5 separate regions of the Homo sapiens genome follow, and all the other regions are linked to region 1. A link is a contact called in ENCODE Hi-C or POLR2A ChIA-PET data. All regions are on one chromosome and are shown on one strand. The core of a region is the stretch at or near the end of the contact, and the rest is flanking DNA. Distances in the headings are between cores, read along the strand shown.

What was found. A loop is a pair of places that touch in the nucleus more often than their neighbours do. ChIA-PET counts read pairs that join two places held with the same protein, here RNA polymerase II (POLR2A). Pooled maps may share reads with other maps.
Region 2: a loop to region 1 is called in a map of CD8-positive, alpha-beta T cell, with 8 times the contacts of the local background. The contact joins the promoter of L3MBTL3 here to the promoter of RPS12 in region 1. A Hi-C loop is called at or near these places in 2 of 168 maps with a recorded cell type or tissue (CD8-positive, alpha-beta T cell and naive thymus-derived CD4-positive, alpha-beta T cell) and 12 of 50 pooled maps.
Region 3: a loop to region 1 is called in a map of CD8-positive, alpha-beta T cell, with 4 times the contacts of the local background. The contact joins the promoter of MYB here to the promoter of RPS12 in region 1. A Hi-C loop is called at or near these places in 1 of 168 maps with a recorded cell type or tissue (CD8-positive, alpha-beta T cell), 2 of 37 single-sample maps with no recorded cell type and 8 of 50 pooled maps.
Region 4: a map of heart left ventricle shows a loop between it and region 1 (5-fold over the local background). The contact joins the promoter of HBS1L here to the promoter of RPS12 in region 1. A Hi-C loop is called at or near these places in 3 of 168 maps with a recorded cell type or tissue (ascending aorta, heart left ventricle and sigmoid colon) and 18 of 50 pooled maps. POLR2A ChIA-PET finds 5 or more read pairs at or near these places in 1 of 52 experiments (activated CD4-positive, alpha-beta T cell).
Region 5: a loop to region 1 is called in a map with no recorded cell type, with 9 times the contacts of the local background. The contact joins the enhancer-like site here to the promoter of RPS12 in region 1. A Hi-C loop is called at or near these places in 4 of 37 single-sample maps with no recorded cell type and 2 of 50 pooled maps.

Annotation. Positions count from the first base shown.
Region 1 is chr6:132,813,301-132,815,828 of GRCh38, forward strand. RPS12 (ribosomal protein S12) reads left to right here and starts at 1,269. Exons shown (of 6, transcript NM_001016.4): 1 at 1,269-1,313; 2 at 1,432-1,482; 3 at 1,672-1,788. The coding sequence starts at 1,469. It overlaps SNORD101 (small nucleolar RNA, C/D box 101), which reads left to right and starts at 2,007; the gene lies at 2,007-2,079. It overlaps LOC107986644 (a long non-coding RNA gene), which reads right to left and starts at 988. Exons shown (of 3, transcript XR_001744345.3): 1 at 1-988. RefSeq lists enhancers at 234-980, 895-1,174, 1,605-1,734.
Region 2 is chr6:130,017,314-130,019,841 of GRCh38, forward strand. It overlaps L3MBTL3 (L3MBTL histone methyl-lysine binding protein 3), which reads left to right and starts at 1,268. Exons shown (of 23, transcript NM_032438.4): 1 at 1,268-1,351. RefSeq lists a silencer at 1,748-1,877.
Region 3 is chr6:135,180,050-135,182,577 of GRCh38, forward strand. It overlaps MYB (MYB proto-oncogene, transcription factor), which reads left to right and starts at 1,259. Exons shown (of 16, transcript NM_001130173.2): 1 at 1,259-1,487. The coding sequence starts at 1,465. RefSeq lists silencers at 378-487, 928-977, 1,048-1,267, 1,328-1,377, 2,427-2,506.
Region 4 is chr6:135,053,560-135,056,087 of GRCh38, forward strand. HBS1L (HBS1 like translational GTPase) reads right to left here and starts at 1,263. Exons shown (of 18, transcript NM_006620.4): 1 at 1,090-1,263. The coding sequence starts at 1,132. It overlaps LOC124901405 (a long non-coding RNA gene), which reads left to right and starts at 1,334. Exons shown (of 2, transcript XR_007059775.1): 1 at 1,334-1,927. RefSeq lists an enhancer at 1,422-1,471.
Region 5 is chr6:134,869,899-134,872,426 of GRCh38, forward strand. All of the region lies in intron 2 of LOC101928277 (a long non-coding RNA gene), which reads right to left. Among named protein-coding and RNA genes, the nearest start is that of ALDH8A1, 79 kb to the right of the region's middle. Within about 2 kb of position 1,258, at least 3 of the 41 ENCODE cell types and tissues checked have a DNase peak (open chromatin) inside an H3K27ac peak, as active enhancers do.

The DNA.
Region 1 (2,528 bases), core at 19-2,518:
CAGTATCTGCCCACTGGATTCACAGCGCTGGCACGTGCCAAGCGCCTAATAATTGCTCACTGGTTTGGCGGCTGACTACCCAGGAGAGGAAATTAAACACAAAGGCAGTATTGATCATATTCAGTAGTGTTTCGTGCGTTTGGTTTGGAAGTGGGGATTGGGGAATGGCCAATCACTTCCAAATTTAAAATATTGCTTCCTGGAAGAAAATGGACTCCTCAAAGACTGGATATTTCATGTCTGTAGTCCCAGGACCTGGCCCTGCGTCAGGCACATTGTAGGTGTTGAAAATGCACCTGAGGAATTCTGAGTTGCGCGGAACTGTGTATTCCGAGCACAACGCGTCGTTAAAAACCAAACAAAGCAGAACAAACTTCGTTCAGAAGCGACTCCCGCTATACTTAGAAACTAGAATTGACCCCTGGCTGCAGGGTTCCGCTTTACCAACACACCGCAGGGAAAGGGCTTAGAAATAGTGAAAGCGGCCGGGGGCGGCGGGTCACGCCTCTAATCCCAGCATTTTGGGAGGCCGAGGCGGGTGGATCCCCTGAGGTCAGGAGTTCGAGACCAGCCTGGCCAACATGGTGAAATCCCGTCTTTACTAAAAATACAAAAAATTAGCCAGGGTGGTGGCAGGCGCCTGCAATCCCGGCTACTCGGGAGGCTGAGGCAGGAGAATCGCTTGAAACCGGGAGCCGGAGGTCGCAGTAAGCTGAGATCGCGCCATTGCACTCCAGCCTGGAAGAGTGAAAGCATGTAGGCTCTCGTTTCATGAAGACAAAGATGAGGATCACACCCACAACGACACAAACATGGTCTCTCAGGGTGACTTAGAAGCGAAGGAACAAAGTGCGCTGCCTGGGGAGGCTGGGTCTTGTAGAAGCAACAGGAAAGTAGAACGTGGTGTGGAAAGGGTTAAAACTGGCGCTCGGCGGGATACAGGGCTCTAGGTGCCTTAAAGAACACGCGGACACACTTGTTTGGCTTCTGTCGCGCTCCGTAGAATGAGTTCCCTGGGCCTCGGTGGGCCACGCCTCCGCAAAGAAGGACAACGCGAAGCTGCCCGCGTAGTGCCTGTTGCACTCGCCAAGGACCGGCCTGGCAGAGATAGAAAACTCGCAGTACGTTTGCCTCAGAACCGCCTCAATCCGGAAACAGAAACTCCCCAGGCCCGGCACTGCGGGAGCCACCTCTTTCGAGGGTGGGAGTGCACATGCGCACAGGGGACCTGAAAAACCCTTAAATACCGGCATGCGTGCGGATGAGGCCTCTTTCCCTGCCGCCGCCGAGTCGCGCGGAGGCGGAGGCTTGGGGTAAGTTGAGCGAGGCGGCAGGGGGGTGTATTGGTTATAATTTGTGGCTCGTTGCGTTCTTGCTGGGATTCGTGACGAGTATCTGGTTCTTTAACAAGTCAATGCTTTTGTTTTTTAGTGCGTTCAAGATTCAACTTCACCCGTAACCCACCGCCATGGCCGAGGAAGGGTGAGCCCAGGGGCCGGGGTTGGAGTTGGGGTCGGGGTGCGGCTGAGGCGTGGGGCTAGAGCTGGCGGAACAGGACTGGGTCAAACGGGTCGCCGTAAGCGCGTCTGTTGTACACTTAGCTTTTGCTGAGTGCAAGGCCTTATGTGGTGTGAGGATTTTAACTGATGGTTCTGATGTGTCGCGTTTAAGCATTGCTGCTGGAGGTGTAATGGACGTTAATACTGCTTTACAAGAGGTTCTGAAGACTGCCCTCATCCACGATGGCCTAGCACGTGGAATTCGCGAAGCTGCCAAAGCCTTAGACAAGTACGTGTATCAGTCTCAATACTGTGGGTTCTTGCAACCGGAACAAAACTGCCACCCAAGGGAAGAAGGCATGGAGTTCATGGTGTTAGCGCAAAAGTTCTGAATGGCATCCGTCCTACCGGAAACCTAGGAAAAGGTATCAGAACTCAGATCTATAAAGCCCACTTAAAATGTGTGGGTTGCTGTTTGGAATGGGGATAAGCACTCAAAACTACAGTGTTTGAATGATGACTTTAATTGTCGGATACCCCTTCACTCCTTTTATGAGTGAAACATAAGAGTCTGACAAACCTGTAGGTTGTGGAGCTAGTCAGTCTTATACTTATCTGGCAGATAGATGAGATGGAGAGCCACATTACATCTGGTAGTTTGCAAAACAAGCATTAATTTAATGGAATTTCAAACTCAGGTTTCAGAAGCATTTGGTCCTAGATGAATTTAGTAGTATAATAGCTGTGATTTATTTGAATTTGGGATATTTGTTAATGTATTTGAATGGATCGAGTTAATGTGTTTTTTAGGGTGGTGGCATTGACAAATCAACCTACTCTTGAGCTGAATTTAAATGCAGTTTTAAGGTTTTACAGGACAAGTTCGTTTTGGTGTAATCTAGCCAGTTCAATCCGATGGAAACGGCATTATTGTTTAATGTATTTAGTAGGTCCTAGTATGAGTCTTCTGTATTTCTATTTCGGCATTATTGCATGGCATTTCATAACTGTTCCATTAATGCCACAGTC
Region 2 (2,528 bases), core at 18-2,517, 2.8 Mb before region 1:
ATTTGGTCACTACACCAACATTAGATATATCGGGTGGTCTGCTTCTATAGGGTAATTTCATGGTCCTAAGGAAAGAATTTAAGAGTTTATGTTCTGAAACTGGTTCAAGAAACATTCCTTAAGTGAAAAAATTCAATCAAGAATAATATTCCCTACACTGGAGAAGGATTTTTAATATAGAACTTCCATCTGTGATATATTTAAATTCTAGGCCTCAGGCAGCAGTTTCAGAAAAGGGCCTCCTTTACCCTTTATTAGATGCAAAATAGTCTACTCTGGGGATGGGAACTTCCTTTTACCTCCCCCCCCCCGCAAAATCTAAGACATGCTTCCCTCATTCCTAAAATCACACATGCTTTTTTTTTTCACACAGCAAACTCTGCTATTGACATCAAAATGTTTATCAAAACTTTAATTACTCGAATTATTTTGTAAGTACTCCTATTAAGTGGAAAAGACCAGTGAAGCTGTCCAAACGGCGGCCCGCAGTCAATGCGCCGAAAGCTGTCAATACTGAAATGTAATACTCTCTTGATCTAGTTTTGACGCTTTAACAAAGACAGGTTTTGCCATTTAGGACCGCTCAGCCATCTTGACTGAATACCTTAAGAGGGTAGTCCTGGACCTGCTTATTGCCAAGGGACTTTCACAGTGTTCTAAGTTACTGTAGGAATCTCAGCCTATTACTCGACAGAGGCCTAACATGTTGGAGCTGTCAATAAAGATCCGCACTTAGGAAGCGGAAAGAAGGCACAAGTTTTATATGCACACTTTCTTTATTATGCATTGTTCCAGCCATCAAAGAGAGGGAGATTGTACTCTCCCAAAGCTTACAACTTTGTTACTTTTCATGACCTGTAGCATGTATTTAGCCTTTGGGCAGTGTTTGTGCAAGACTAAGGCCCACTCTTTAATGGCTGAATGCATACATTTCACAGCACATGGTGGATTCGCTGCTCTGAGAATTGCCTTTAAAAAAAGTAAAGTGAAAAATAGACAAAGAAATCTGGAACCTTAGCAGTGTTTCCTATTTGTTTGGACTGTTCTTGAACCAGCTCTGAGGCGGTGACCGGGCTATTGAAAAGATGCACCTGAAACAGGATCTGCGGGCAGCTGCATTTGCCACCCGGCTTTATTGCTGCTTTCCAGCGGCGAAGGCGCAGCAGCAGTAACAGGGAAGCCAGAGCGAGCCTCCCCGGCAGCGGCGGCGGCGGCGGCGGCACCGGCACCAGCGCAGTTTCCCCTCTCCCCAGCCCTGACTCTACGCGCACATGCGCATTGCGCCCGCAGCCCTGGACCATTTGTCAGGACTACTCGTGAGACGGAGAAAAAAAAAAGAGAAAATTTGGGGGTAAGAAGCGGTTGATCGGATCTAATCTCTAATTAATCTGAAGATTTGTCCGTGCAAAAGCCATTCATTTATTTTTCTGGGTGAGGATGAAAGTTAAGAGCCCTATAGAGGGAAGGAAGCGCACCCTCGTCTTGTGAAACAGATCAGGGGAGGGGAGGGACAGAAGGGGTTTCTCCCCCACTTCTCTGCGCCTCTGGGAAAGAGGAGAAAACTTAATCCCGGGGAAAAAAGTGGGCAAGTGACTCGGAAACGGCTGGAGGGGGAGTCTCTGGGCATCTCACTCTGAAGTAGTGAGTGCGAGTGTGAAAGAGGAACAAAAGAGAGAGAAAAGAGAAAGGAAAAAATGGGGGGAGGAGAGACTTGTATTTTTTTCTTTGCGCGCACACGGGGAAGGGTGTGGGGGGCCGTGCGGAAGGGAGCCGGGGCGAGGCGGCCGCGTTGGGCTCAGGCTGGCGCGCAGGCGGCGGGATGCGTGTGGCCCCCTCCCCCGCGCCCCCCGAGCTTGTCACTTTGGTCGCTTTCGTGACACCGGGCGCGGGGTGGGGGAGCGCGGCGGCGCCGGGCTCCACCGGGGTGCGTGTCCGGGTGGGCGCCGCGGAGCCGCAGCCCAGGCGGCGAGCGCGGCCGCCGAGGCGGGGGGCGCCGGCGGGGGGCGCGGGGGCGGCCGGGGCCGCGGATCGGTGCGGCGGGAGGCGCGAGCCCCGCGCGCCGCCCCTGCGGCCCCCTCCGCCCGTGTGGCCTTTGTGCCGGGCGCGCACCGGAGAGCGAGCGAGCGGGCGGGCGAGCGCGAGAAGTACAAGTACGGGAGACCGAGGCAGTGGGAAAAGAGGCCGGGCCACTTTCTCCCCTTTCGGGCTGCGGAGAATGGACTGGTTGAATGTGCAGGCGCGTCTCCCCGGCGTGTGCTGTGTGTGTGCGCGGCGGAAAGGCCTGCCCGACTCCCACCGCGCACACGCACACTCACACGCACGCACACACACGGACCCGCGGCGGGGCTCGGCGGCCGAGAGTTTGCGTGGCTTCCTCGCCGCCTCCCTCTTCCCAACCGAGTGTGTGAGAATTTCATATAGATCAGCTCCAATTTCCGCCATTTTGGGAAAGTTGCACAAAAATAAACCCTCCGGTTTATTTCTGCCCGAGGCAGGAAAGTGCTTTGGGAAGCGAGGCGGCGCGGGCC
Region 3 (2,528 bases), core at 9-2,508, 2.4 Mb after region 1:
TCTCAAACTCCTAAAAGATTAAAGGAAAAATACATTAGTGTGTACAGAGAATGAAAAAAAAATCCCCAATGGTTCTAATCTATAAACGGAAGTAAAACTAAAACTCCCCTAAAATCCCCCCAGTCATCAATCCTTATAAATTCAGCACTTATCTTCTTCCTTTACTTCTGGAGACCCTCATTAAACAACACGAAAGCCTTTGCTGACTTTTATCTCGTAAAATAGAGCCCTCAAATGACACTAAGCAGGGATACCGACCTCCAAAATCACAAACTGTTTTACTTCTAAAACCATGCATGCAAACGTGGGGTTTCCTGAGTTCTGCTAGGGGCGGGCTGTCTGGACCCCCGTGTATTTTTTTTTTTTTTTTTTTTTTTTTTTTTTTTTTGCAGGTGTGCAATCCAGGGTGCGCGCTCTGTGCAGGGAGGGGAGCAAAGGTGTGCGGTGGGCACCGCCTGGGCCGGGCGGGGCGGGGTGGGTGGGGCCCGGGTGTGTGCTGGGGTGAGAGTGAAGGACATGTGACAATACGACGGTGGCGGCTGCAGGATCCGGGAGGGGAGTGAAAGCTCCGCTGGGGCGCTCCATTAGTGAGCGGTGATGGTTGCCGCCCACTTGTATTGAAGCGTCCTTTGTCACTAACAAGTTAAATTAGAGATGTTATTTATTTAAGAAGAAGGAAAAAAAACCCTAGCCAAACAGCCTATGAATACATATGCTCACATCCCCTACTCCTCCAACTCCTAATTTCCCCGTCTCCAGAGGGCACAGTTGTAAACCTTGACGAAAATCCAATCTTCTGTGCGGGAATTTCCCCCCACCGCTTGCCGCCCCCGCGACAGTGAGTGGGAGCTGGAGGAGCTCTGGTCCCGCTGCCCGGGAGCACGCGGAGCCGGGCGACCGCGGTGCGGCAGCCAGGGAGGAGGGGAGGCGGCGGGACTGGGCGCGGGTCGGCGCCGCCGCGACCCGGGAGCGGGGTTTGCTCAGGAAAAGGCGCCGTCGCGGCCCCCGGCCACCCCTCCCTGGCCCCGGGCTCCCTGCCCGCGCGCCTCCCGGGCCTCGCGGCGCGCTAGGCGCACCGCGGCGGCGCGAGCGCCGAATGGGAGCGGCGACCCGGCCAGCCCGGCAGCCCCGCGGGCGGCAGCCAGGGCGACCGCGGAGGCGGCGGGCAGGGCGCGTGCGCACTGCAGGGGCGCCAGATTTGGCGGGAGGGGGAGTGTCCAAAGCTCTTTGTTTGATGGCATCTCTGTTTACAGAGTTTACACTTTAATATCAACCTGTTTCCTCCTCCTCCTTCTCCTCCTCCTCCGTGACCTCCTCCTCCTCTTTCTCCTGAGAAACTTCGCCCCAGCGGTGCGGAGCGCCGCTGCGCAGCCGGGGAGGGACGCAGGCAGGCGGCGGGCAGCGGGAGGCGGCAGCCCGGTGCGGTCCCCGCGGCTCTCGGCGGAGCCCCGCGCCCGCCGCGCCATGGCCCGAAGACCCCGGCACAGGTAACGGGGAGCCGGGCGGGCGGCCGAGGGCGGGGGCGCGCGGGGGCGCGCGGGGCGCCAGGCTCCCGGGAGCAGGTGGGAATTCGTTCCGGGATCATCTGAGGGGCTGTCAGACCCTCCGAGGACCTGGAGCCCCTGCCTCGGCAGCAGAAGCCGCTCCAGAGACTGATGAATGGAAGAGTCTTTGCGGGAAATGTATCCGGACGTTGGGAAGCACGCCCTGCGGCTCATTTTGCAAGTTGCATGGGGATACATTTTTCTTTAGGGGGAAAAAGAAAGCACGTTCCAGCCGAGGGCAGAGCGGTGCCCACCAGCCCCGGGGAGCCCACCAGGTGCCTGGCTTGATGCCGCGGGTGTCGGCGAGGGATCCGCAGCGTAATTGCTGGATGCATTGAGATATGTTTGGACTTGGAAGTGCAGAGCATATGGCAGATACAGGGAAAATGCTGGATTGTTTAGTAGCTGCAGGTAGTTCATTTAAATTTCATTCATTCTTTATGGAGGCGAGGACCAGTGTCAGCTGACAGGCGGCTGAAAAGCAGATTTTAGGGGGATAAAGGGGTCTCTACTTTTGCAAATTGTCTTAAGACCTGGTTTTGGAGGTTCGAATCATTTTTCTCTGAAAGGCTTTTACTTCCACTGCAAACATTGCACGCGCACCCACACGCGCCGCCGTCGCACATGTCACTGCACTTAGGGAGGCTCGCCGGGAAGATGGGTGCAGTCCCTTCACATTTTTGGCCGGACAGATGGGAAGAGGGAGAGGAGGAGGAGGAGGGAAATCCTCGTCCGAACTGTCAGTTGCTCGTTCCCCAGTCTCCACCGGCCTCTGGACTTTCCCAGCAGCACACGCCGGGGCTCCCTGCGAGCGGCGGGTGCCAGGGCTAGCTCGGCAGCCGTCGCAGTCGCCACTCGGCTCAAGGGGACAGAGGCCGGCAGCACCCAAGGCCGCTGCCGCGCAACCGGGACGCGATCCCCGCGGGCTCTGCCCCCAGGCGAAAGGTCCCTGCGCGGCGCGCACACGTGGATGCGGCTGAGGTC
Region 4 (2,528 bases), core at 13-2,512, 2.2 Mb after region 1:
CCATTCTAAAGTAACCACCAGAAAATTCACATGTTCTAGACGGACTGAGGTCACAGGTTCCAAATGGAGAACAGGGTGTTAGCTGCCCTCACTCTAGTTAAAGCATACTGATGTTCTATAATAATCTACTGGGGTGCCAATGACAATCACCAACATATTAAGCACTACATGTTCTGCACTTCGTAAAGCATAGTTCTTTATTCTTCTCCTGCATTAGTTCATTTTTGTTTATATTTTTAGTTTATGTGATGCTTGGTGATGCCTATAGTTATCTACTGCATGAAGAGGGATGTGCTCCTCCTAAAAATAATTCTAACTCCTGTTAACTCCTACAGAACATTCATACAGACATTTTTATTTCATTTTTTAATATCAAAAAGTCCTTTCCTATACACTCTTTCCTCTAGTACTGCCGTTTATTTACATTTCAAAATACATTTATATCAAGCATTACCAGCCAAGAACTAAGTATAAACTTCAAGATCCATCTGATCGACTCATTCTTTGGGCCTTTTTAACATGTGTCTTTTCTACCGTCTCCTAAGTTTCCACTTTGAAATTCGTTGAAAAATAAATTAGCGCAAACTGATTCTGCACTAGGTATGTATGGACATACACAAAAGGTTTACCATGTAAATCTAACACAGGTACACGTCCGTTGAATGTATTAAGTCAATCTGTGTTTTACAAATAAGCAACGTTTCATGGACATTTCTCAAAGGGGATCTGGGAGAGAGGAGCTAGAAGCAGGCACGTTAGTGCCCAACATGGGAGGAAACAATGGAAGAGGTGATAATGCTTACGTGCCTAAATATCACCGGATCTCAACCTCACCAATATCCTACCCATATGACGCTATGCAGCACCTCCCCCTCCCCAAATAAAATCAACCCCAGAGGGCAGAAATCATGACTTAAAAACGACGGCATTTGAAAGCACTAGAAGGCCTGTTATATTCCCCAACTGGGGCTCTCCCAATCCCGACAGGGCAACACTGACGAGAAACTCACAGATTGAAGTGGATGCCAACGGGCTAGGATCCCAGCTGTAGCCGGGAAAAGAACGTCCCGGCATGACCCTGCCACCTACCTTCATCGTAGTTATAGCCTCGAACATTCCGATGCCGGGCCATGACGGCGGAGAGGGCGTTTGCCACAGCCCCTTAACTCCTTCCAAAACACTCCGCTTAGATACTGATAAGGCGCCAACTGCAGCCTGGAGAACCCCTATGCGCCATCTTGGCTTCCCGCAGGCCTCTGCGCCGAGCGCCTGCGCAAGCGCGACGTCTTAGCTGTGCACCGCGCGACGGCAATGCCTCAGGGTCACTGTCCGCCTCCCTGAGGGCGCATGCGCACTGCTGTGCATGGCGGGACGAGGGGAGGGAGCGTTTGGGAGTGGCCCCACCCAAAGGTTGGGCGACGGAGGGGGATGGGGAAATCCGCCGCCTAGAATTGACTGGTTTGGACTAAATGTTGCAAGCGGGGAACCTTGAGCTACCTACGCCAGCGTTCTGGATTATTTTCCAAATTTGGTTCCTGATAATCTGAGAAAGCTATGCGCTCAGTAAGAGCAGGGACCTTGTTTTATCAAACTTTGATCTTTCATTAAGCACACAGTGGGCATTCAACAAACTTGTGTAAACTTGGAATCAGATTTAGCCCAGGCCGGTGCGGTGGCTCCTTCCTGTAATCCCAGCACTTTGGGAAGCCTAGGAGGGCGGATCGCTTGAACTCAGGTGTTCGAGACCAGCCTGAGCAACATAGCGAGGCTCCGTCTCTACAAAAAATACAAACACTAGCCGGCCCTGTGGTGCAGACCTGTAGTCCCAGCTACTGAAGAGGCTGAGGTGGGAGGATCCCCTGAGCCCAGGCGGTCGAGGCTGCAGTGAGCTGAGATCGGGCCTCTCCATTCCAGCCCGGGCGACAAAGTGAGTGAGACCTTATCTCAAAAAAAAAAAGAGTCCAAGCTTTAGAGAAGGAAATAAGGCTATTTTTAAACGGGTATATATTATTAAATTGAGACCCTGGCTATATTAGGTCACCCTGCATTCATATAATTTACGACTTCATGTATTCACTCCGTTCGGCATTACTATCCCTAGTAAACAGCGATTTGCCCTTAGCTATGTAAACGATTTTAGCTATATAGACGATATTTATCAGCATCATAAAGAAGGATTCACTGAACATTCATTGAAGACATAATTGTGTGTAACATTGCGAGTATTAAATATAGCTTTTTAGACATAGCACTGGCCTTAGGTGGTAATGCTGAATGTTGTTGATGCATGAATCTATAACCTGCTATTAAATGTCCTCATTTCTCAGAACATAAAGTTAATAATGCTATATAAGAAACCAACCTCATTATACTGAACACCACTTCAGTTTTAGCTTGTGTTTTTGAAATGATGATACTTCACATCAAAGGCAAATGTTGAGTTCTAGAGATAATTAAAAGCTTCCTCAGCTTTTTGCTATGCACAATAGAAAGAAATAAGAGTAATCCAAATTTAGTTTATATTTGTA
Region 5 (2,528 bases), core at 8-2,507, 2.1 Mb after region 1:
CACTTCGGGAGGCTGAGGCAGGTGGATCACTTGAGGTGAGGAGCTCAAGACCAGCCTGGCCAACATGGTGAAACCCCGTGTCTACTAAAAATGCAAAAATTATGGCCGGGCATGGTGGCTCACGCCTGTAGCCCTAGCACTTTGGAATGCCGAGGTGGGCAGACTGCCTGAGCTCAGGAGTTCGAGACTAGCCTGGGCAACATGGTGAAAACCCGTCTCAACTAAAAATACAAAAAATTAGCCGGGCATGGTGGCACACGCCTCTAGTACCAGCTACTCGTGAGGCTGAGGCATGAGAATCGTTTGAGCCCAGGAGGTGGAGGTTGCAGTGAACCATGATCGTGCCACTGCACTCCAGCCTGGGCAATAGAGTGAGATACTGTTTCAAAAAAAAAATTAGTGGGGCGTGGTGGCACAAGCCTGTAATCCCAGGTACTCAGGAGGCTGAGGCAGGAGAATCACTTGAACCTGGGAGGCAGAGGTTGCAGTAAGCCGAGATTGGACCACTGCATTCCAGCCTGAAAGACAGAGCAAGACTGTCTCAAAAACAACATAAAACAAAAAACAAAAAAAAAGAAGAAAAGAAGGAAAACAAGAAACCACGTTAGTTGTTCTGTCATTTTTAGTTAATTTTTTCATTCTCACCTTATGTTGCTAATTCGACATAAAACTAATTTGAGAAAGGATAAAATAAGCTTCAAGCTATAACTGAAGCTTTATTTGCAAATAGTAAGCCAACATATCCAATAGTTCAGACGCTGTGACAATGTATCAGGATTCTAGGATCACCAGGCTGCCTTCACTTTGCATCTGAAACCCGGAGTGAGTGAACAGCAGCAGGGCCCTCCACTGAGAACACAAACACACCTGTGCTTCCTATTTATAGTCACCTGCTGACTAATAATACCCCCACAATGACTTTCCCGTCAAACTTCTTTACTGTAATGTTTTAACCTATGAAATTCCCACTGTAACATAAATGTGTTTATCCCAATCTGTCTGTAACTGGGTGTAAACTGGGAGGTGCTGGAACCAGTTCGCATCAGCTTGCAAGAGCTGGGTAGCATCTCTTCCCAAAGTATGTTCAATGATGTTACACTTTTGGTTTAAAATCAGCATGGTAAAAATATTTACACCACAGAAAATGGCAAACGCTACAAATCAGGGCTTCCTAGACCCCACCTCCACCAGAGCTGAGCTTTAAACATTGACCGGCACAGCACTGGATACATACATCTGTTATTGCTTAACACAAGAAACTTCATCCACACTCCTTCCTGTTCTAGATTGAGTGCACCTGGTGAAAACCACAAGGATGCTTGTCCATGAAGATTTAAAGGTACAGAGTTCACTTAGAGATTAGCAACGGGGACATATTCTATATCCTCACCCCATAAGGTATGCAGGAGGAGAAATTATGCCAAAGTATGCTAGAATCCATGTAACTGCTTTCAGTGTCCAGGATAAGAAATCAAACATCCTCTGAGCTATGACTGTGTCTTAGTCAGTGTCAGGTTCTAACTGAGGTCTGAGGGGAGTCAGTGGGTGAGTGGTGGGTAGCTGGAAAAACACTCGAGGAATCGTAGACAGTTTCGACATGGCTTTACTCTCCCTCTGGGCACGAGTGAGCCCAGGTGCAAGCTGTATGTACAGCATCAGTAGGGTAATTATACCTTGTACAGACAATAGTGGGTCCGAGCCAAGCACAAGCTCATGTGGGTGATCACCTAATGCGCCTCACATGGTGTGATTACATAATGTGTGGAGTTGTGCTCCTGTGCTCCAAACTTGCTCAGTCATGCTGGACTGGATATCTACCTTGGCCTATTCTTTTTTTTTTTTTTTTTTTTTTTTTTGAGACGGAGTCTCGCTCTGTCGCCCAGGCCGGACTGCGGACTGCAGTGGCGCAATCTCGGCTCACTGCAAGCTCCGCTTCCCGGGTTCACGCCATTCTCCTGCCTCAGCCTCCCGAGTAGCTGGGACTACAGGCGCCCGCCACCGCGCCCGGCTAATTTTTTGTATTTTTAGTAGAGACGGGGTTTCACCTTGTTAGCCAGGATGGTCTCGATCTCCTGACCTCATGATCCACCCGCCTCGGCCTCCCAAAGTGCTGGGATTACAGGCGTGAGCCACCGTGCCCGGCCTTTGGCCTATTCTTGACTGCAGCAAATCCATTTTCCTTACACTCCACCCCCTAGGCTGAGCGAGACATAGGCTTTGGACACACAGGTCTGACATATAGGCCTTACATTCCACCCTGTAGGCCAAGGGAGTTCTAGTGGGAGACATGCCTGCAGGGCAGAACCCTGGATCCAGAGGCCACAGCAGTACTACAGGGAGCAACAACTCCAGGTTATGGCGGGCAACCACCCCAAGGTGACGTTACCCCAATGCTGCTTTATACATTAAGCCAGGTTTTTATTTTCCTACCTTTAGGGGCATTGGGGCAGGCAACAACAGGTTACCTTTTGTCCCCACACGTGGTTGGAGAAGGTCATCCTTCCTCCTTCAGGTCTTTCCCTATGGCT